Regions from separate parts of the Mus musculus genome. Here all the other regions are linked to region 1. A link is a loop called in an ENCODE intact Hi-C map of the cell type or tissue named here. Cell type or tissue: left cerebral cortex. All regions are shown on one strand. Region 1 holds the start of Pcdh9 (protocadherin 9). Region 2 overlaps Pcdh9 (protocadherin 9). Region 3 overlaps Pcdh9 (protocadherin 9).

Region 1 (8,000 bases):
GATTATTAACAAAATAATATTTATCATTATAAAGTCGAACAGCTGAAATAGAATAAAAGAGACAAGTCTGCACAATCTACATTAAGTTGTTAAGAAACTATGGTGAAGGAATCTCTGTAATTTAGTTATCTTACATACACATGAGACATAGTGTCCTGGTTGATACAAGAGCCCTATTTCTCTGTCTTAGTCTCCTTTGAAAAGGATGCCCAGATGCCCCATTCTGGGGCTTTGACCTGAGGTTTTTTATTCATTGAAGTCTTGAGGTCCTGCGTCTCATGCTGTATTTGTATCCTCTCCCCTAGCCTTCATCCTGGTTCGTATTAAGATTTCGTTTTTTCAAGCATGGGGTAAATAACGGCCTTAGCCAGCAAATAAAGTCATCTCTTCACAGAGAGTAACACCCGTGGTTATTAATGAGGTTAAATAATTTTTGTTAAGCTGTGGGCTGCCACTACCTGACTTTGACATGACTGTGGTATGATTAATATATAATCGCATTGTCCATGAAACCAACTGGAAAGTAGCTGTGCTGTTGTTGATATTGATGGTACCAGAACAGTTCACAGCGAATATGCAAGCAGAAGAACATGCTACATTCGCTTCAGTTTTGTGAATGGCACAAGATCATTCACCGCAGTGCAATGAAAAGAACGAACCTCTAATTCACCAGAGCTGTTTGGGGAGGTTGTTTTCGTCCTCCTGACATCCGGACACATAGGGGTCTTCTTTCTTTAAACCTTGTTCATCCTAATCACATTAAATATTAATTTATTACCTTTTGACTGAGTGCAAGCACCATCAACATACTGCCTATAAGGAAAAATATCTTACAGCACAAGAGGTTGGAAGATTGCACGGTGAACTTTTAGACATTGAGATTTTACTGTGAGGATGCACCTAAGGTAAAGTTTTAATATTAAATGGGAATTACGTTTTTATATGAGAAAACGGTGATGCCAAACAAGACAGCTAAATTTCAGATTACACACTAGAGACTTGGAAGGCTTGATTTGTGATTTGTTTTTTACTTTTAACTTGGTTATCAAAAATTAAATGTTCATGCTTTTTAAAAAAAAAAGTATCAATAGTCACAAACGTGAGATTCTCCCAAATTAAAAAGCCCGAATTTAAAGCCATTACATCCTGCCACAGTGTGAGAAACACAAGGTTTAGAATAAATGCCCTGTATTCTTCGTCCAAGTTAGCAAAAGTCAACCATGCTGTAAGACCTCAGATCACCTTTATATTACCATTCAGGTGGGGATTTGTTACTTAACTAATAGGGTTTTATATCAAACTTTATTCAGGCACCTGTCTGGCACCGGTGCTGCCAAACCTTCCTAACTTACTGGTTTTTAAAGATGAGTGAGGCTTTGAGGGAATATGACAGAAATCAGGGTGACCCTTTCTGAAGTATCCCATCCAGCCCTGGTATAAAAATGAGAAACAAGATTGTGCGGATGTACTACAGAGCTGAAGTCAGGGCCATGCCTGGCAGGGAAATGTGTCCAGCAGTAAGTGGCAAGGGGGAAAGGAGCTTTGCAGCTTGGCTAACAGCTGCTTGGGATTCCTTCAAGCCAGACGGAAGCAAAGTTCGCACATAGGTGAGCTGACAGCAGGCTCAGATGAAGCCTTCGTTCCAGAGAGCTAGGTTTTCCGGGTTCCCTGCGAGGCAAAAGAACGACAGAGGCTCTGCCACGACCAGGCGCCTAAGCTCCGATCAGATCCCAGGAAAGGAGACTTCTTGCTCAGCAAACTGTCCGTGGCTGCGCCCAGGGACCCCAGCTACAACGTACCTTTTCCCCAGGCACTTTCAGTGACCCTGCACGCAGTAAAAGCCCAGATTAATTTTCTTTCCATTTTCCACCGAGACTCAAATGTCTACTGCCCTATCTTTAGCTCTCCGCCCTCCTCGCCCTTCCTTCGGATGTCCCTGCCAGCAAATGCCTCAATTTGCAGCACCCGGCACAGAGCCGGTTTAATGGTTTAATGCGCTCCAGGATTTGCTGGCCAAAACTCCTCACTGAGGGGTGGCTGCGCGTCTCAGCCATCTCTGCAATTTAGCCCTTTCCACTTTGCAGACAGAAATGCATCAAGAGAAGAGCGGCCTCAATGACCCTCACCACCCGGTGGCGAGAATCTAGGTTCCCGGGTTTCGCTCCGGTGCAACCGCACCGCCCTGGCTCCGCCGCCGCAAGCTGGGTAAGAGCTCCAGAGCTCCCGAGCCACCCCGGGTGCTGGCCCCTGCCGGGCATGCTCAGTGCGCGTCCTGAAAACAGCTCTCCCGGGACCGGGATCGTTCCTCCAGGTTTTCGCGGCTGCCGAGGGGCGCTGGGGAGGGGGAGGCTGAAGACAGTCAGCGCCTTGTTCCGCGCCCCCTCCCGCAGCCCTCTGCAGCCTCCCGCACTGCAAGATGCTGGCCAATCAGGACCCGGAGGTGGGGCCTCGGTCGTCACGCCCTCCCTCTGGGCTTATTGAGAGTTATATCAAGAAATTCAGTTCAGAGAGAGGAGAGAGAGGAGAGGGAGAAGGAGAGGGGGGCAGAAGAGAAGGGAAAAACGAAGAGTACGCGAGGTAGGATGGAGAGCCTCAGTCTCTTAAGCGCGAAAGGACTCACGGATTAAGAATTTGCCGGGCAATTGGCACCCCGGGAAAACATCCAGAAAATCACCATCACCCAACTCTGACGTTTCCTACTAGAAGTTAGAGACTTCAGCAGTATTGCCATCGGATGCAAATGGTAGGCTGGATGCGGTGGGATACACTCCCGAGCTGAAGAAGTGCAATTGGATGTGGTGTGCGTTAAATACCAGAAGAGCCCAGACCCAGTGGGTAAAAGCGAGGAAATGTGGAGAGAATGACTAACGACAAATCTGTGAATTTGTTCTCGGGAGTTGCTAATTTGCCAGCCCGAAGCCACACATTTTACAAGGAGAAAACGTTTTGCTGCTTCTGAATTCTCCCCAAACTGGTGCTACCAGATGCATGGCTTTCTATGTGTTGGAGCAAATCCTTCTTAACTGCAGCCTACCGGGAAAGGGGCAAGGTTGAGGCAACTAATGTAAGTGTAAAGTTTCGCATTAACAATTCGAAATACCGTCTTTAGTTGTGTCCTCGGCGTAGATGAGAGGTGTTTGTAATTGGGTAGCTGGCTAGGGTAGAGCTCGCCTACTGGGTTGTATCTGCATCCCCACCTGCACCACTCAGCTGGAACTAATCGCGGGCATCAGCTACTGTGTAGCCTAATGCAGATAAGATTAGAGCCTGGGAGCTGACCAGTCTTACTCCGGGTGGGTAGCTGCCTGGAGCCTTGCACCCATTTAAACTGCAGTTAGAGGGGCATCTGAGCGGAAGTTCTTCTACGTGTGTTACCGGGTTGCGGTATTTATGTGTAGCAAATGTTACTAATATTCTAATGAGACACCGGATTAAGAAACTGCATTTTTGTTCTTTTATGCTCAATAGAAAAAAAAATACCGTGATGTTACATAGGAATGTTGTCTGTGTTTCACTTCCATCCCGGCATGCTGGTCCACCTCTGTGATAAGCAATTGTCTATTAGGATACGTTTTTTAAAAAGTTTTAATGTGTTTATTTATCTCAACGGGGGCAATGTGGAAATATGGAGAAAGGAGAGCACCCTCCGAGGAAGAAATGCCAAGTCTTGGTTTTGTGCTTTGAGGCAATGAGAACCCTTAGTGGCCAGTGACTACTGCTGTTGCTGCGGCTGCAGCAGCATGTCCGAATGCTCATTTTCCAGGAGGGTTGGATTATGAGACAGTTGAAGAACTGGGAGGAAGGAAAAGCAGTCTTTTGAGAGGAGGAGATGACTCAGTGTGGCAGAGAAGAAAACACATCATATCTAACATGTGACAAAGCAGTTGGCAGCAATCATAGCTAAATACTTGAGCTCTTTCCATCGCAAACAACTAGGGGAGGTGGGCTAGAGACCAGGAGGAGGGTTAAATGGGGGTGGGGGGTGTGTGGGAAAGCAAAATAAGAATGCACACTTTGAATTAAACAGTGTTATAATAAAACCAAAACAGTGTGGGGGTGGGGGGATTCCAGGTAAAAATAGCTGCTGCTGTCCTTAATTCAAAAGTAGATGAATTTCATTTTCTCTGGGCAAATGCAACAAGCAGGGGATATTCAGTGGCCACAGAGTTAACTTACAAACTGTGGCAGAGCAAACTGCCATGTTTACTAATGTGCAGGGAGAGTGTGCTTCGATGTTTTGGTGACTGTGTTTTCATTTACTGAAGAATAATATTGTCTGTACAATTGTGTTGACAGTGGCTGTCTCCACATAAGAGATGAGATGTAATGCCTCCTCCTCCTCCTCCTCCTCCTTCTCCAGTCCATGCACACTTCCTCTTGCAGTTCGTGCATCACTCCTCAGTGGGAACCTTTAAACTCTAAAATCCAGGAAAAGAACATAAAGACATTATCATGGACCTGAGGGATTTTTACCTGTTGGCTGCTCTGATTGCCTGTTTAAGGCTGGATTCCGCAATAGCTCAAGAACTTATTTACACTATTAGAGAGGAATTGCCTGAAAATGTGCCCATAGGAAATATACCAAAGGATCTGAATATTTCTCACATCAATGCTGCCACGGGGACCAGTGCCAGCCTTGTCTACAGACTGGTTTCAAAAGCTGGGGATGCCCCTCTGGTGAAAGTATCGAGTAGCACTGGGGAGATTTTCACAACCTCCAACAGAATAGACAGAGAGAAACTCTGTGCTGGGGCTTCATACGCTGAGGAGAACGAGTGCTTCTTTGAACTTGAAGTAGTGATCCTCCCCAATGACTTTTTCAGGCTGATCAAAATCAAGATCATTGTCAAGGATACCAATGATAATGCCCCCATGTTTCCGTCTCCTGTCATCAATATTTCCATCCCAGAGAACACTTTGATCAACAGCCGCTTTCCAATCCCATCAGCCACAGACCCTGACACGGGCTTCAATGGGGTACAGCATTATGAATTACTAAATGGACAGAGTGTTTTTGGACTGGATATCGTGGAAACTCCGGAGGGAGAAAAGTGGCCGCAATTGATTGTTCAGCAGAACTTGGATAGAGAACAAAAAGATACCTATGTGATGAAAATCAAAGTGGAGGATGGGGGCACGCCACAGAAATCGAGCACAGCTATTCTCCAGGTCACAGTAAGTGATGTCAATGACAACAGGCCAGTGTTTAAAGAGGGTCAAGTAGAAGTGCATATTCCAGAGAATGCTCCTGTGGGGACCTCTGTCATTCAGCTCCATGCCACTGATGCAGACATAGGCAGTAATGCTGAAATCCGGTATATTTTTGGTGCCCAGGTCGCCCCTGCAACCAAAAGACTCTTTGCTTTAAATAATACAACTGGGCTGATAACAGTTCAGAGGTCTTTAGATAGGGAAGAGACAGCCATTCACAAAGTGACAGTGCTGGCTAGTGACGGCAGCTCCACTCCTGCCAGAGCCACCGTGACCATCAATGTCACCGATGTAAATGATAACCCTCCAAACATAGACCTCAGGTACATTATAAGTCCCATCAATGGCACAGTGTATCTCTCTGAGAAAGACCCTGTCAATACAAAGATTGCCCTCATTACAGTTTCAGATAAGGACACAGATGTGAATGGCAAAGTGATCTGTTTTATTGAAAGAGAGGTCCCATTTCATTTGAAGGCAGTGTATGACAACCAGTATCTGCTAGAGACCTCTTCTCTGCTGGACTATGAGGGCACCAAAGAATTCAGCTTTAAAATCGTTGCCTCTGATTCGGGGAAGCCCAGTTTGAATCAGACTGCCCTGGTAAGGGTTAAGCTCGAGGATGAAAATGACAACCCACCAATTTTCAACCAGCCTGTAATTGAGCTGTCAGTTTCTGAAAACAACCGACGTGGGTTATACTTAACAACTATTAGTGCTACAGATGAAGACAGTGGAAAAAATGCAGACATTGTTTATCAGCTTGGACCGAATGCCTCCTTCTTTGATCTGGACAGAAAGACAGGAGTTTTGACAGCCTCCAGAGTCTTTAACAGGGAGGAACAAGAGCGGTTCATTTTTACAGTAACTGCCAGGGACAATGGGACCCCTCCCCTCCAGAGCCAAGCAGCAGTGATAGTTACTGTTCTGGATGAGAATGACAATAGCCCCAAGTTTACTCATAATCACTTTCAGTTTTTTGTGTCTGAGAATCTGCCAAAGTATAGTACTGTGGGGGTAATCACAGTGACAGACGAAGACGCTGGAGAGAATAAAGCTGTGACTCTTTCCATTCTAAATGACAATGAAAATTTTGTGTTGGATCCCTATTCAGGAGTCATAAAGTCCAATGTCTCCTTTGATAGAGAGCAGCAGAGTTCCTACACGTTTGACGTCAAAGCCACCGACGGGGGACAGCCACCACGGTCCTCTACTGCAAAAGTAACTATCAATGTCATGGATGTCAATGACAATAGTCCAGTTGTCATTTCTCCACCATCCAACACCTCCTTTAAGTTGGTGCCCCTCTCAGCCATTCCTGGTTCTGTGGTTGCTGAAGTGTTTGCGGTGGATATTGACACCGGAATGAATGCAGAACTCAAGTATACCATAGTGAGCGGGAACAACAAGGGATTATTTCGGATTGATCCAGTAACAGGCAATATCACCTTAGAAGAGAAGCCAGCACCTACTGATGTGGGCCTGCACCGTCTTGTGGTCAACATAAGTGACCTGGGGTACCCTAAGGCTTTGCACACTCTCGTGCTGGTATTTCTTTATGTGAACGACACTGCTGGAAACACCTCATATATATATGACTTGATCCGTAGGACTATGGAGACCCCACTGGACCGGAACATAGGAGATAGTGGTCAACCTTATCAGAACGAGGACTATCTCACCATCATGATTGCCATCGTTGCTGGGGCCATGGTGGTCATTGTTGTGATCTTTGTCACGGTGCTGGTGCGCTGTCGCCATGCGTCCAGGTTCAAGGCCGCTCAGAGGAGCAAACAAGGGGCTGAATGGATGTCCCCAAACCAGGAGAATAAACAAAATAAGAAAAAGAAACGGAAGAAAAGAAAGTCGCCCAAGAGTTCTCTTTTGAACTTTGTTACTATTGAAGAGTCCAAACCCGATGATGCCGTTCATGAACCCATCAATGGGACCATAAGCCTGCCTGCCGAGCTGGAGGAACAGGGTATAGGAAGATTTGACTGGGGCCCAGCCCCTCCAACCACCTTCAAGCCTAACAGCCCTGACCTGGCCAAGCACTACAAGTCGGCCTCTCCTCAGCCCGCTTTTCATCTCAAACCTGACACTCCAGTTTCTGTGAAAAAGCACCACGTCATTCAAGAGCTCCCGTTGGACAACACCTTTGTTGGGGGCTGCGACACCCTTTCCAAACGCTCCTCCACTAGTTCAGATCACTTCAGTGCCTCAGAGTGCAGCTCCCAAGGAGGCTTCAAGACAAAGGGCCCCTTACACACCAGACAGGTAAACGAGCACTTTTACTGGTCTATAAGTACTGCCTACAAGTGCCCAGTCAACCAGTATTAACGTGCCAGTGTGTGTATTGTTTTGGTCTAACTTTAGCTTAGTTATGAAGAGGGAAAAAAAAAAAACTTGACCCCTTTTTAAAATTCCTCTGGGGCTCAGTCAAGAATTTTTAGAACAGCTTTGAAATTTCTGAGTTCTGAGAATTATTTAACCTCCCAGTTTCCTTCAAGTGGCAAAAGATGAAAAGAGGAAATTATTCCAAAATGTCCCGAGATCATGTTTGCTCAAGAAGAAAACCCATCCTGATTTGCCCAATTCTGCTCCTGGGGCTTCCAAATTACCGACTTCCAAGATTTTCACATTACCTTTTGATCTAAAAAGTCACCTTCAAGTATCAAGTTTAAATGACATTTGAAGGTCTGACACCTCTTATGCTGGAGCTGTGGTCACTAAAGGGGTTAAGGTTTTTTTATTATTATTTTTTTAACACGGTAAAAAAAGAGAGAGTA
Region 2 (8,000 bases), 510 kb after region 1:
AAATGTGTCTTACAGATGGAAGCTCAATTTCCTAAACACCACTTCCGCTTCATGTTACTGATATGAAGATTAATTAACCAGACCCAGGCTGTGACATATTTGTCTTCCATCATGTAGATGTATGACATTTCTCTTTAGGATCACACAGTTGTATATAAAAATGAAGAAAATACAAGGCCAGCGAAAGTTGTGTTCAATTATAATAAAACTGCTGACCAAATTCGGTGACATTGGGATGGATAAATACCCAGCAAATTCGACACTGAGAGAAATTTCAGTTAGCCTTATAGCATTTTGAATTTCAAACTTAATGTGATCCTTATTTATTATGAACAAATATTTTTTATAAGTATTTTTTTATTATTATTACTATGCTCAAGCCAAAATAAGGAACCAGGAGAGGGCAAGAGTTGAACTGTAAAAAATAAATAAAAATAAATAAATAAATAAACAAACAAACAAACAAATAAATAAATAAAATAAGAATTAAAAAAGAAGAAGACTCTAACATCCTTGAAACAAAATGTTTCCTGGAAGAAGTGTTTCCTGAGAGTCATCACAGAGAACCCATGTTCCAGAGACGGCCAAGGTTATAACATATGCTGCCAGGAGAACTTGGGAGTTTAATAGTCGCCGAGATGATCCTGGTATAAAGGCATGAAGGAGCAACTGAGGCTTGGCACTGTGAGACGCCAGGGGGGCCATCAGTGAAGGTGAATTCTCAATAATAGCCTCTGAGGCCCAGGAAAGAAGTTGTCATAGAGAGAAGTTGAGATTGGCACTATGAAGAGAGTCTATGAAAGGCTATAGATGAACGTGCATTCCAGTTTCAGGAGAGGACCTCAGTAGCTTTGGAGATGTCAATACCATGGGAAACTCATCAAGGAAAGCAGCAGCAGTGGGGAAATTGTGCTGCTTATACACTTGGAGTTTGGCTTTCCTTTGGATTGCTTGTGACTATGCTCTGTCCTGGTTCTTCCCTTTTGAAGTGAGAAATAATTTAATTTCGATTGGATTTTTACATGCTGGAAAGACTTTGACTTTTTAAAAGGGATTTTGGATTTTAGAGAAGCTGGATATTTTAAAGAGACTGAAATCTTAATGAGTTTGAGTATTTTTTAAAATACTGTGGGGAATCCTCCCCTTTTTCCTCAGGATTCTCCAAGCTCTGACTAATGTTTGGCTGTGGGTCTATGAATCAGTCTCCATCAGTTGCTGGTGGAATACTCTTTGATTACATTTATGCTAAGCTCCTACCTGCAAGTGTAGCAGAATATTGTTAATACTGTCAGGGCTGGCTTCTCTCTCTTATGGCAAAAGTCGAGAGTTGGGACAACTATTAGTTGGTCATTGCTTCAATTTCTGCTTGCTTGTTATCCCTGCATATCATGTAGCAGGAAAAATTATGGGTTAAAGATTTTGTGTCTGGGTTGATGTTCCCACCCTTCCATTGGAAATCTTTTTGGCATAAAGGAGGTGGCCATCCCACATTGACCCTTCGAAATTATTAACATATACTAAAAAAACAAAACAAGAGAATTCTTTTCTTTTACACTTATATGAACTTTGTTATTTATAGTCTCAATGTAATTATATATTTCATATCTTGATATCTTTTAAATATCTTTGTAAGCAAAAACAAACAAACAAACCAACCAACCAACCAACCAAACAAACATGTCTTCCAAACCAAGACTGGCATATGCAACTCAGAAAAAAAAATCCATTAGTCTTTTTCTTTCAAGGCCTATGATTGTGAAGTTGATAAGGGAAATACAGCCGGGCCTGATGGCACATGCCTTTAATCCCAGCACTCAGGAGGCAGAGGCAGGCAGATTTCTGAGTTCGAGGCCAGCCTGGTCTACAAAGTGAGTTCCAGGACAACCAGGGCTATATAGAGAAACACTGTCTCAAAAACGAAAATAAATAAATAAATAAATAAATAAATAAATAAATAAATAAATATTTAAAAAAGAAAATATGAGATTAATTTTCTTTAAAATTCATAACATAAACATTGAATTAAATATGGACACAGTGCCTCCATGCAGCATCAATCCTTTGTCAGAGACTTGCTATACCATGAGCACTATCTACTTTACTTACTACAAATTTCCAAGCAATGTCTCAAATTGTACAAGAATTTAGGCAGTGCTCCATGGTACAAAACTAGGTTAGCCAAAACTTTAGATGAAGTGTTATGAAAAAATAGGTTTTACTTTCCCTGTGAACCAAATATTATACAAGTATAGAAAAGTGGCACAGTATCTTTCCACATCAGTGGAAGAACACATTTTTATTTTGAGAGATGTCATATATTCAGTGAAGTTAAAGGTAAATATGTATCATTTCGTGGAGTAAGAAAAGGATGCTTATTATGAATTTACAAAATATTATTACATTATGTAACTTAAAAATATGTCATTTTATATTCAGTATTTTAAGGCATTCAACACAGTTTTTTTTATATATATATATAATGTGTGTGTATGTTTGTGTGTGCATGTGGTGTGTATGTGTGTGTGTTTTCACCTTGTTCCTGTTCCCTTCTAAAGAATTCGAATTTCTTTGACTGTAAAATATGTGGGTTTATTTTCCCAATGATAATTATAGTGATTGAGTTTATTTTTCTCTGAGATATCAAGAGAGATATTATAGTAATTTTCAAATGCAGAAGTATCTGCTAAATCATATTCCAATGTTTATCACGTAAAAGTCTGAAATAATAAGAAAAAGGTAAATTATTTTAATTCATATTTTAACCCTAGATTAACAAAATACTAGAGGAATAATGTTTTGATAATGAATTAGACTGGGTGTTTTTTCATTACCAAAGACTAAGCTGTTCATAGTAGCAGAAATCCACTACTTTTCATTCTACCTATCTCAATAAATGCACATACCACCTGAAAAGAAGAAAATAATAAAAGCTTATACTAACTATCTGACCCCAGAACCCTGAAACTTTCCAAAAGGCTTGTAGAAAATTGTCACAGACTGCAGTCAGGTTGATATCCTAAGACCAAGATGGACTGCCCACAGAGACTCTTCAAATTCATTCTAAGCAGGCACTAAGACATACGTCACCTAGAAATGCATTTTTTCTTAGTAGAAAGAATTTGATGGAGAGTTCCAGAAAAGCTTATTTCTGACCCTCATCTTGACATGTATCAGCAGCAATATTTTGACAACTCAGTTTCCACTTTTGGAAAAAAAACAAATGAAGTTTCCCTTAGGTGACCTTAAAACTTCAGCTAAAGTGACTTTTAAAATTGCCTTTAGTGGCATGCCAGCAGCACTTACACCTGGTGTCTTTCCTTTTGTTTCTATGTCCTTCTCTATTCCTAAGCTGTGGCAGGTCTGCTATATACCTTAACTGCTGGCTTCTTGCAAGAGTGAAGTGGCTGGCGTGGCCCTTCATCCAAATAAGAAGCTAATAGAGCCTTTTACACAACTTTAAATTGTAATTGTTGAAAGAATAACTGACCATTAACCTCTCTTCAGTTATAAAAATCTCAAAGCTTGTGTGGAGTGTCACCTAATTTCCTCCTAACATATAAACAGTCTATTCCATAAGTCCACGCTCCGTTCCTGTGTAGAGATCTTTCATTGGCCTACAGATTACTTGGGTGTTTATGGAATAAAATTCTGCAAACAGATAAACCTCATCAAATTCCCTTTCTGTTTTTAATTCTCAAAGGATGGATTTCTTTCAGTTGACGAGATAATATCCAGGATATATCTTAAGTCCTAGTCTTTATGTATATAGATATAAAGGGGAAAAATAGGATGGGTGGGGGGAAGCTAAAAGGACAAATTCAACATCATTCCAGTCCGTGCCCTGAGTTTTCTCAAGTAGATGGCACTGTTTTGTCAACAGCTCCATCTGCAGACCAGGGACAGCTGTGACTCTTGCTTAGTGATGAGGTCATGACGCCTCTGCTTTCAGCCTGCAGCTTGCCTATTAAAATTTGATTTGAAAGGCAGCACCTGATGTCATCTTTTTTAAGGTTTTTTTTTTTTTCGGCAATGTCAGGTTTTATATAATTTCTGAAAAAAAAATAGCTTTAGGCTCTGTGAATGGAAATTCCTAGAGAGGGGAGCCAGGAGGGAAAGCCAGCAATGAAGCAGGGTAAACTTTTCCATCAATTGTTTAGTTTAGTACACAGAATCCTGAAATGTTGTGGTCTATCTGGGTACCCCCCCCCCCAGGAAGGCTGTTTCTAAGCAGCCCTGGTTTCAGCATTCTCTCTGGTGATACAGTGACAACAGTTCAGGTCCCACAGCAGATGCTGCAGTCTTCTTAGTCATTTAAATAATGTGTGCTCCAACAACAAGACTGTCAGCAGCGACTCCACACTGAAGGAGAGGCTGGAAAGGGGAGTTCAGCTCAGTCACACTTTACAGTACTTGGACATAGAAGTCTTTGTGTTTGGAACACTAGAGGGCTGTATAAGTCTTTATTTTATTTATTTATTTTTTATTTTTAAAACCTTTAAGGGTACTAAGTTTTTTAGGTTGATGGAGTTGATATGAACTGATTTAACATGAAATCTGAGTATTTGAAAAAGCAAAGAGAATTAACCAGGGTAACAAATCTCTAATGAGAAACACATACATATATATCTGCACACACAGCCATATACAACACATATAGTGTTTATATATTCCATTGCATGGAATAATTACTGTACTTGAAAATCCTTGTTTAACAAACCTGGTGCTTTTCAATGGAAATATATTTCCAATTGAAATAATTGCATATTTTCTTACATGTAATGTATTTACATGTAAATAATATATTTGTACAATAACAAATTGAGAGCATGAGACCAAATCCGAAGTTATAGTGAAGTTGCTGTCATTGAAAACCTAAAAACCTAATACAGGTAATAGCTGACAAAATTCTTTGAAGACATGCAAGCGCTATAAAACTGGAGGTTGTCCATATCATTGCTGTAAGTCATAATGTCCCATGGTGTAATGATTTTCAGAGAGGTGTTCTGCTAACGTTAGGGAACTCTGCACCTTTACTGAAATATTTGATGCTAAATAAGGATATAATAGTGTATACTCCTTACCAATTCTTGTTGGCGTCAATGTTACTATCACGAGCATTTATAATTATAAATGTATTTGCACGTTCTGTATTCAGGCAAGAGGACAACAATCGATACTTTATATGTATACATACACTCTACTCTAAAAAGTAGACATCATACACATATCCTTAAAGCCACCACCACTGAACAAAAGTTAGAAAGATAAGAAGACAAGAGCAAAATGCATGGGATCCAAATAGTTTATTTAATTATCATGGACCTAAGTTTCCAACTCTGATGTGGAGTAAGGTAGAAGTTATTGATGCTACAGGGAGAAAGACAGTGATTCTTAACCGTTTCTAATAAAAATAAGAGGATGGAACCAAGTACAAATACATTCAGTCAGGAGTGGAAAACAAAAATCCAATGATTTATAGAAGGAGCATGGTGAATAAGGTTTATTTTTAATTAATTAATTAGTTAATTAATTAATTAATTTTAAAGTCCAGATTTTATTCCCCTCCCAGTCCACCCTCTGACTGTTCCACATCCCATAATACCTCCCTGCCCCATCCCCCCAGTCTCCACAAGAATGTCCTCACCCTCACTCCGCAACCCATAAGAACTCTAAACTCCCTGGGGCCTCCAGTCTCTTGAGGGTTGCATGCATCTTCTCTGAATGAACCCAGACCCGGCAGTCCTCTGCTGTTATATGTGTTGGGGTCTTCATATCAGCTGGAGTATGCTGCCTGATTGGTGGTCCAGTGTTTGCAAGATCTCGGGCATACAAGTTAACTGAGACTGCTTGTCCTGCTACGGGGTCACCCTCCTCCTAAGCTACTTCCAGTTTTCCCCTAATTCAACCAGAGGGGTCAGAGAAAAAATATGGATGAAGGTATGAATAGAGAAGGAAATATTAACAAAACCTTCCCAATGAAGGAGACCATTAATAAAGAGGCTTTGGATTTTGGTAGCATGACGAGGCAAAATTAAATGTTGTTCCTAAATAAAGATTTTGGAAACTTATACTCTAAGAACTTCGATAAATCAAGACAGAATAAGTAAGACAAAAGCGCTCGCCTTAGGACTGGACATGGAAACCCAACACAAGTTAAGTAGTCCCAAGAACAGGCAAGAGAGTCAGGGAAACTCCAGGTCTACTGCGAGGAATTCCCCAGAACACTAAACTAACAGCTACAACGCATAAGTAGAAGACCTGATGCAGACCCATACAGGCCCTGTGCATACCAGTTCAGTCTCTGTGAGCCCATATGAGCATTGCTTAGTTGGTTCACTGGGGCGTCTTTTATTAGTGTCCTCCATTTTCCTCGAGTCCTACTATCTTTCCTCCCACTCCTTCATGGGTTCTCTGAGCTCTGCGAGAATGACCCAATGGAGACCTCCAAGTTAGACTCCCTCTCCACATGAGCCTGGCTGTGGATGTTTGTACCCAGTCCCAACTTCTGCCAGAGGAAGAAGCCACTCTGATGGTGACTCGAGAAGATTTTTAAAACAATAAAAGTTTCCTTTCTAAATGGAGCATACTGAAGTCTACCATCCTTTGCCATTCACAATTATCACTTAGATATGTAAACACCAATACTATGATTATATGGGTGAACTATATGAGTGAAATTAAAGTCTTAAAACCGTGGATCACCTTTTTGCTTTAACTGTGTAACTATTTTCACCTAGAATATAACATTCATTGCTTGACAATGAGGCTCAGGTAGGAAATCCCAGCTAGCATTTAGAAAGCTGAGGTAGAAAGATCAGCACAACTTTGAGACGATCCTGCTCTACAGTCTGTGCTATACTGTGTGACTTCATTTCAAGCACACACCTGTCCCCTCTACACACACTGCAAGTACTAGACACTAAGGTTCTCGAGAACAAATATGAAGTTGTGAATGAACAGTGGAAAACAGAGCAAGTGAGATGCACAGGGTGGACCTATGTCTACAAGGAGGGATGAAATTACAAAATTGACAATAGGTAAACACATGGTGCCAATAACCACAGGATTTTCTATTTCAGAATATGGAAAAAAAGCTTCGAGACAAAAAATATATAATACTGTAGCAAAGCCTATACAATAAAATAAGTAGAAAACCCACTGAAACTATAGATACTAATGATTCTTAATATAATGTATACATTAAGTATATTTTACATATTAGAGGATGACTAATAAGATTATGATTTAAAATACCATAAGAGTGATCAATGAGTATTATTTTTTCGTCCCTTTCCCAGTAGTGCTGTACTTAGAGCATTTAATCCCCTATGTGCTCTTTCTGGAGTATCTGGTTCCCAAAAAGGCATCACTGTGCTATGATTATAGTCACCCAATGGTTCACAGGTCATTTGTTATTTTCTTTGCAGCTTTGCCAACTGTAGACGGTGCTTCCATATGTGAGAAATCGCCATATCTTTTTTTTTTCTACAAAATTAAGAACCAATCATTTTCTTCTGGGTAGTCCTCTATAAAATTTCCATTTCTCTGTGTTCTGCCTCATTCTCACATTTAAGGATGGAAGCCACAATTAAAGCTTCCACAATCTGTATTGCTCAGAATACTCTCTAAAGCATGTGATGTTCATTTTGCTAGTCCTGTGCCCTGCCTGCCAGTGTTGCCTTAGCAGGAAAGGATACGAGACTTCACAGAAATAAAACCTTTTAAAAACTTAAAATAGTTCTTTATTTGTAATATAGTTTACTATTCTTACTTTCCTCTTCCACCTTCTAAATTTTCCCATGTACTTGTTCTTCTTTTTCTGTTTAATTTTTTATATAAATATATTAATTATATATGTATATATAATTAAAATTTATATAAGTGTACATTCTAAATTATACTAATACAACTTACTCTGTCTGGTCTGCCTAATGGTTCTTGAGTGTATATATATTTAGGGCTGACCCTTTGTTATTGAGTAACCATTTGGTTGCTCCTCC
Region 3 (8,000 bases), 570 kb after region 1:
GATGTGACCCGGGAAACCTCTTACAATGATCGATATTTTAGTTTCTTGGCTATGTATAAAATTAATGAAACAACTTTAGTCATATTAGAATATATTGGAATTTTAGGTTGATTGATTGTGTGTATGTTGGGGGAGGTCTGTGTATCTGTATGTGTGTGTTGGCACGTGCATTTAGTAGCATATATATATATATATGTATATATACATATACATACATATACATATATATGTGTGTACACACACACACACACACACACACACACATACATATATATATATATATATATATATATGGAAGGCACACCCTGCAGGAGAATATTGAGAGCTTTCCTCTGGTTTATTTATATGTATGAGCATGCATGTGTCTTACATCATATGTAAATATCAGAAGATAACCTAGGTGTTCCTCTTCCTCTTTTATCTTGTTTGAGGGAACGTCTGGGTGTAGTTTGATGTTGCCTACACCGGGCTACCTAGCTCCTCCATTTCATAAGAACGCGGGGATTACACGTGTGCTGTATTGCCTTCCTTCATAGTTCTTAGAATTCAAAGTTGTAAACTCACATTTGTCTAGCAAGTGCATTACCTGTGAAAGCATATTTCCAGCCCCTGTCCTGGATTTTAACTGGATTTTGGTATGCATTGTATATTTGTTAAAGCGATACATTAATTACAGTTTGATGTTTAGAATTTTAATAAACTTCCAAAGCTCTGTTACCATTATTAAGTACAACTTTGATAGTGGACCAAAATTCATCAATGAAACAGTTATACTTTGAAGAGATTCCGAGTTAGCTTATTTTATTATTGTTGTTCTATGTTAGCTTTTTCATGTTTTACTTTTTTCTAAAATACAAAGTTTAAACATGGAAATAGTATAGTAGTAAGATTCAGTGTCTGAAAAGTATGGCATTGCATTATTTTTTCCTTTATAATTTTAATTTAAAATAAACTTTTCTTTAGTCACTGTTAGCTATATGATGTGCATACTTTCTACATTTCAGTATGGTTTAAATGATGGAGAAACATTGAACACATATCTTCCATAATTATGTCCAGATTTGTAGTAATAGAAAAGAAACAAATAATTTTAAAAAAATATTTAAGTAAGATTAAATCGTGCAATAGTTTCTTTTGACTCAGAGATAAAATCATTAATTACTGCTTTATTGGCAGATCACTAAAGCAAGTTTAACAAAGAGTAATGGGCAAGGTGGTGGTCAAAGGTTTGATGTTTTCACATCTGTATCTCAAGCTCACTTGGCCAACTGTTCCACAAATAAGATGCATACTTGGCAGTTTTATCATACTGAATAATTTTCTTTCTAACACTAGACAAACATATCCCATTTCCCAATAACAGTAAATCAGATTTCCTTAAGATCTGAATCTATAACATGGAAATAATCTTATAATGAAAATAACTTTGTTAGTATAAAAGTAGTCAAAAGCTTTTATATAATCATATCAAGACTAGACTGTTACTGTTACAATTAAGAATTAAGTCTTAATTTGTCTCACTGTGAAACATGAATAGTTAAACTTTGTATCTTTAAAAGTTATTTTTAATGTCTTGATTAATTATGTACAAAGTAGCAAATTATATTTAGTTTGTGAAATCTTTGCCTACCGTATATCTCCAAATTGACATGAAAGAATTTATGATTGCTATTCACTCAAGGAATCATTCCTGGGGCTAAATGTGTTAATGAAGTCTTAGACTACACTGTCTCAACCCGTCTTCAGTCTCTTGGCTAGAAACAAGTTGCAAGTTCCAAGTTCAGCAAAATTTTAAGGCTGGCAATTATAAGGTAGTCATGAACTCTACTATTGGAACCTTTATGGGTCATTCTGTCACAACTTAAATAAAATGGAGTTATTTGATACATCTTGGTATCCTTTATCCTTTCAAACTGCATATGATCCACTTAGGTGTTTATTCATTCTGCAAATACTGATAGCACTTCAAATGTGTGTCAGCTAGCACATGAGGTTGAAGAGATAGACATTAAAACCACAACTGACACCTTAAGCAGGTTGACACTAGAGTGAAGGACTTTGCTGTAATCTAAAGCCCATCTTCTGAAGGCCCTTGAAGTAAGCTTTTTGGAATATATGACGTATTTCTTGTATGACTATAAGATAAATGCAAAGCAAAAGAACCATTTCAAAATGAGGTATTGGCTGCAAGTAACAAATTAGAAAAAAATGCTAATGATAAGTATAAAAATTATGTTGTATTATAAAATAAGTACTGAGTGAGGAATGAGTAAAGAGTTATAGATGAATTTGTACTTTATACACACAGTAATGTTTAAATAGAAATTCTCTAATTCTGTATATATGAACATATATGTGTGCTTTTATACGTGGGAGTGACCACATGTGTATGGGTGTATGCCTATGTATGTGTGTCTTTGTGTAGGTATATGTGTGTGTGTCTATGTATAGGAGTTTATGTGTGTGTGTGCGTGTGTGCGTGTGTGTGCTTGTTTGTGTGTATATGATAATAGAACAGATTTCTGGCTGTTATAAAGACCATATATAGTTAGGCAATGTCAACATATTTGTAGCCTACACTACCATTGTCTTGAAAACATTGATTTCAAAATTCCAAAATAAAACTACAAGTATCTGTGTGTTTTATGGAAAAATTAAAATTTAATTATATCTAATTAAGTACAATAAATGACACTTCAGTGGTTCAAATATGTATCTATAAAAGTGTGTAGAAAGACAAATTGATACGAGATTTTGAATAATGGGCCTACCACAATAATGTCTACTTGTGTAACTCCGATAAAGGAAAAGAAAGAAATGAAAGTACTTCCAGACTGTATCCTTTATCACTTATTAAAAATGTATACAGAAAATAAGTTAGAGACTATGAGAGGAAAAGTCAGGTTATAATTAGGTTTTGAGGTTTGTAATATTGCACAAACGTTGCTAAGAACAAGGAATATGAACCTATATTATTAACGAAAAAGTAAAAATGTAAATTATGAATGAGTTTTTGGAGTAATTGTGACAATTGGAAGACAACGGAACTAACTCTATGATGTAAATCAGACAACTAGTCACCAGGATGGAGCAATAATATAAAGTTAAGAATGCTAAAAGTGGGAGAAATAGGTTATCCCAGGGAAAAAGCACACCAACTCATTATCCAGTACCAAATGGGAAGACCTGTAAACATACACACAAAACATTAGAAACATAGAAATATTTATCTATATACATACTATTTTCATGTAACAAAAACTAATGAAAAGGGAGGTCAAAAATTGGAAAGAGGGATTTTTTTTAATTCAGCAAAACAATTTTTGAGTATGCATAACTGCAAACAAATAAGTCAGTAATATTTTGCACTTGGGATTCTTTGTAGGTCAAAGTATCATGCATTAGTCTTGTAGAGAGATTTGTAGAGGGAATATGCCTCCTAGTGTAAAGTTGGGGTAATTTCAGCTCATGATGCTGTGCTGTGTGGAATATCATTTCCATAGCTGTTGTTATGGGATGATTTAAAAGGCCTAAAGAGAGCAGCACTCATGAACATTTTGTGCAATATTCTAGGGGAGAAAAGCTTTCTTCATACATTCTTTGGTTTCAAATAATTTGGACATGGTTAAAATGAAAGATAGTAACAATTGAGTGACTCGGTAAAAATAAACAGCATATGGATCTCATTAGCTAACAGCAAGGTAAACTTCTTATATCTTAACCCTAATAAAACTATAAATGGCAGGACCAAAGGGAAAGGGGACAATATACTATTTATAAAATAAAGCAAATACATTCAATTTCATCTTTATGCACATTCATTTATAACAAGAATTAATGAATTGGATTATGCAAAGCTTTGAAAAAACTTTAAGTATTGGAAGCAACTAAGCTACTTTTCTAAAATATTTCAACTATCCTACTGCTATTTTGACATGAATTTCTGCTAGTAGGCTTAAAAACATAAAACCTGATGTCACTGGTAAACACAGATGCCCATATTGTAATAGGATTATGGCAGCATTGCCAGATAAAAATCTTAAGGCAGAGGAGGATTCTAGAGACTTTCCCAGGGACCATATATGTTCTCCAATAAATATGCTGAACACATAAGGAAAACCTTCAGTGGCCTAGAATGAGATAAAAGGATGGATTTCCCAAGAGAAGAACAATTATACTACAAGAGATAAGGGATCAGAAACTACTTAAAGATTCAAGATACGGAGCCTAGCTGTCTAACACCTACCTTCCAGTCTGCTTGTTTTGGTCTTGCTGTGAAATGTCTTATTTATTTCTATTAATTTGCTTTCCTAATTAGTCTTATGACTGAAATACACACATTATTGTCATTTAAATTGAATTTCAGATTGGCAAGGAAATATTTACTTAGTGAAAGATTGTGATGGTCTTTATAATTTTTATATGGGACAGATATAAGTAAAATAATAGTGTTGATATGACATTGTTATTTAAAAATGACCATCAGAATGTTAACTAAGTTATTCACATTATATACAGAGATTTTTGTATGCATAAAGAGCAAATATCCTCCCATCCTAGATGTTTGGTTTGTAAGCATATTCTACATGCTAAATTATTAGATTTAAGATAGAAAGTAACTTTATGTTGTTTTCTTATTCTAAACATAATTTGATGGTTTACAAGTTTTTTATACATCATCTTTTAGAAATTTTCTGAAATTGATGCATTTATATACTATATTTTCCTTTCTGGATCAAATGTAAAACTGTTGAGGTCTAATGATGATGAAAGAACCATATGTCAACGTAGCAGAAGTATAGATGCCATGATGTGCTGGTCACTACATTAAATTTCCTTTCCAAATGGCTGTAGAAGTAGAGGTATTTATTTTTAGTCTTTGTATTCCATCGTGCTTAGAAAAACTGAATTTAAAATGTGATTAACATAAGTCGTTGTTTGAAGATTTACATGCATTTAGTACAAAAAAAAAAGGTTTTGAGATGTAACGTACAAGTGATTTAGTGTTTCTGTAGGGTTGACCAAAGAATTTCCACGTAGAGTTATAAGGAGATTTGAGTTAAATATCAGATATATGAATGACAAACTACAGTAGATGAACCTATATGTGGATTCTGATCTTTCACAGATTTCTTTCTATTAATTAGCTGAAACTTCTTAATCTTTTATAATTCAAAATGAATTGTCTTAGAAGTCAGTTTTGCAGAATGAAGCATACTATATAATGTGTGAATTTGTCATCTAATATCAACAAATAAAGTTCATGGTCAAAACCTGTTAAGTGAGCATTGGAAGGAACAAACAAACCATGAGATTTCTAAAGTTCAGACATTAGTTTTATTGATTTGTTTTTTCAGTTTGTTTTTAAAACAAATGTGGTTGGTCACTGGAAAACAAAAACAAAAACAAAAAAAAAACCAAACCAAACAAAAACATTCTCGATTAGGAATACCACAAGAGAACATGAAAAGCTTTTAAATATTTCCATGAATGAGAAAGGAAATTGCTTTAGTCAAGGAAGACAGTGCATTATCTTTTATGCATTTTAAGATACAGCCTCGGACTAAGCACAGTATACCAATTGTGAAGTCATTCCCGGGACCAAAAATAGATGTGAAGATCCTACAAAGCAACAAGCTGCAGGTTAGGAAAGGTGCTATTTTATCTCAGAAGTGGCGCTTCATTGGAATGCTTTCTCAAAGGCCTCATTTTATGGGAAATGTATTTTTAAATTAAGTCAAAGTGGGTCCTTATTCAAAGCAGGATGTTGAGTTCTGATTTAAGCTGCTTAGGCAATAGCTATAGAATATCCAACAGTAACTCTTCAGTAATCTCTCCTAAGTCATAACTATTGTGTGCTGGAAGATTATGATTTAAAATAAGAAGTTCAGGTATTTTGAGCCAGAAATACCAATACTCCACAGGCAGTAAAATCTTGACATAGCAGTAAGTAGCATAATAAAAAGGGAAGAGAAATTGGTCTATATTCTATCAATTTTATGTCTTACTAGCACAATCAGAAAGCTTTTTGGTACTTTACTTCATTTATTGTTCAGAAAGTGGGTGAAGTATGAAAGTATTTTACCCAATGAGACCCTAAGAACATGTGCTTCGGAAACAAGCATATTGAAGTTGACAGGGGCCCTGAAATGTTCAGGTGTTGTGCAGTCTTCCACTCCTCGCTTTCCCTCTCTCTGGCTCTTTAAGATAAGAATGTGCATATCCCCAGAGCTCGTGTCTCTAGCTGCACATGTAGCAGAAGATGGCCTAGTTGGCCATCATTGGGAAGAGAGGCCCCTTGGTCTTGCAAACTTTATATGCCCCAGTACAGTGGAACTTCAGGGCCAAGAAGTGGGAGTGGGTGGGTAGGGGAGCAGGGCAGGGGGAGGGTACAGGGAACTTTCAGGATAGCATTTGAAATGTAAATAAAGAAAATATCTAATAAAAAATTTAAAAATGTAAAACAGAGTGTGTATATCTTAGAGAGATGATACTAGGTACATCAGTAATAACATAAGGACACTGCAATTAAATGAAGTCTGAAAGACACAGAAAGACATGGGAGCCAGTAATACTGAGCTTCAGCAATGACTGCTAGCTGCCCCTACTGGTTCTGTGCCTGCTCTTGTAAATTTATACATTTAAAAGAAATTTACATTTTCACACATTTTAAATCATGCCTTTAAAAAGTAATGAAATAACCCTTGGGAACCTGTAAAATCCCCATGATTAGTTGACAATTTACTTGAAATTAAGTCAAACTTTTACATTGTTCAATAGAAAGCTATTAACAAATCAAAATGGGAGCTGGAGAGATGGCACAGTGGTTAAGAGCACCAGCTGTTCTTCCAGAGGTTCTGAGTTCAATTCCCACCAACCACATGGTTGCTTACAACTATGGGATCCAAAGCCCTGTTTCTGATGGGCTTGAAGAGAGTGACAGTGTACTCACATATATAAAATAAGTAAGTTAGTTTTTTTAAAAATTTTAAAATGGATAAGAGAAATGTGTTTTCACAAGAAATATCCCACTACTGTCTTTTTGCTAATCTTCACATAATTCAATTTATAAATTATTTATTTAATTAGATTAATATGTAGCTGTATTATAATAATGCTAATCAGTGGTAAAATAAAATTACGTTGAGATAAGTATAAAATGAAATACTCACTTTTCTGCTGCCAATAAGTTATGCTAGCAAAAGAGAAATAATATAATCATCAACAGTTTATATTATGTTCCAAATATTAGTGACATAAAGCCAAATTTTCTCTTTTATTTGGAACACATTCCTCCCCCATCCCAGTTTCTCTGAAATTTTTTTCAATTGCTCACAAATTACCTGAAGAAGTACATAGGAATCTAGAGTGTGGTGCTGCCTGTTTTTCATGTGTAGATCACATGGTGCCCTCACCCTCCACAGTAAGTAATATTACCCTGACTTATGTACCACATCCCCAAATAGGGTTGCCATGAAATAAAAATACAAAGCAAAGGCAAGCTGGAGGGATGTCCTAAGCAAGACTGGGATAGTTCAAGATGGCATCATGATTCTTTCTGTGTTTAGCACTGACAGGCATATTTCTCTTCTTCACACAATTCGAGATGCTGATTTTGATGTATAATACTGTTTAGATCTATCTCCCCTCTGCTATATAAGCGATTGCTTCCTTTTTTGTGTCCTATAGTGGAATGGAGGTCAAATGAACAGCATCTTAAAGAGTCCCTGGGTTTGATTCTGGGCCCGAATGCTACCTCGGGGAGTCTGCTGCTTTTGAAAAGTTTGACAGAACTATCTTCTATTAGCCTTTAGGGTGAGGTTCAAACTCTGTCCTTTCCTTTCGCCTCTTTCCTAGCACTATTAGTTTGGGGAATTGGAGGTTTGAGTGAGTGATGTGACCTGCCCTCTCATTCCCAGCCAGTGGAACAAACCGTTAACCATCCTACTGCTTCTTTGTGCTTGGAAAGCAAATCTGTTTTCTCCTATACTAACTTGGAC

The links. Peaks named below come from ENCODE experiments on the same cell type or tissue, not always from the same donor. Only the 100,000 strongest peaks of a DNase experiment are listed, where the experiment ranks them.
Region 2: a loop joins it to region 1, with 8 times the contacts of the local background. A loop is called at or near these places in 6 of 42 quality-filtered maps.
Region 3: it touches region 1 in a loop (9-fold over the local background); 22 of 42 quality-filtered maps call a loop at or near these places.

What each region holds. Positions count from the first base shown.
Region 1 is chr14:93,885,185-93,893,184 of GRCm38, reverse strand. It overlaps Pcdh9 (protocadherin 9), which reads left to right and starts at 2,516. Exons shown (of 5, transcript NM_001081377.3): 1 at 2,516-3,064; 2 at 4,297-7,488. The coding sequence starts at 4,453. In left cerebral cortex, CTCF peaks have their summits at 2,253 and 4,656; DNase peaks (open chromatin) are centred at 4,609, 6,038, 6,963, 7,270 and 8 more places; H3K4me3 peaks cover 6,896 bases; H3K27ac peaks cover 5,432 bases.
Region 2 is chr14:93,377,272-93,385,271 of GRCm38, reverse strand. The region is part of intron 3 of Pcdh9 (protocadherin 9); the gene reads left to right. Among named protein-coding and RNA genes, the nearest start is that of Gm23509, 240 kb to the right of the region's middle. In left cerebral cortex, a CTCF peak has its summit at 3,884 (motif pointing left); DNase peaks (open chromatin) are centred at 3,898 and 4,281.
Region 3 is chr14:93,313,029-93,321,028 of GRCm38, reverse strand. All of the region lies in intron 4 of Pcdh9 (protocadherin 9), which reads left to right. Among named protein-coding and RNA genes, the nearest start is that of Gm23509, 180 kb to the right of the region's middle. In left cerebral cortex, a CTCF peak has its summit at 3,437; a DNase peak (open chromatin) is centred at 3,458.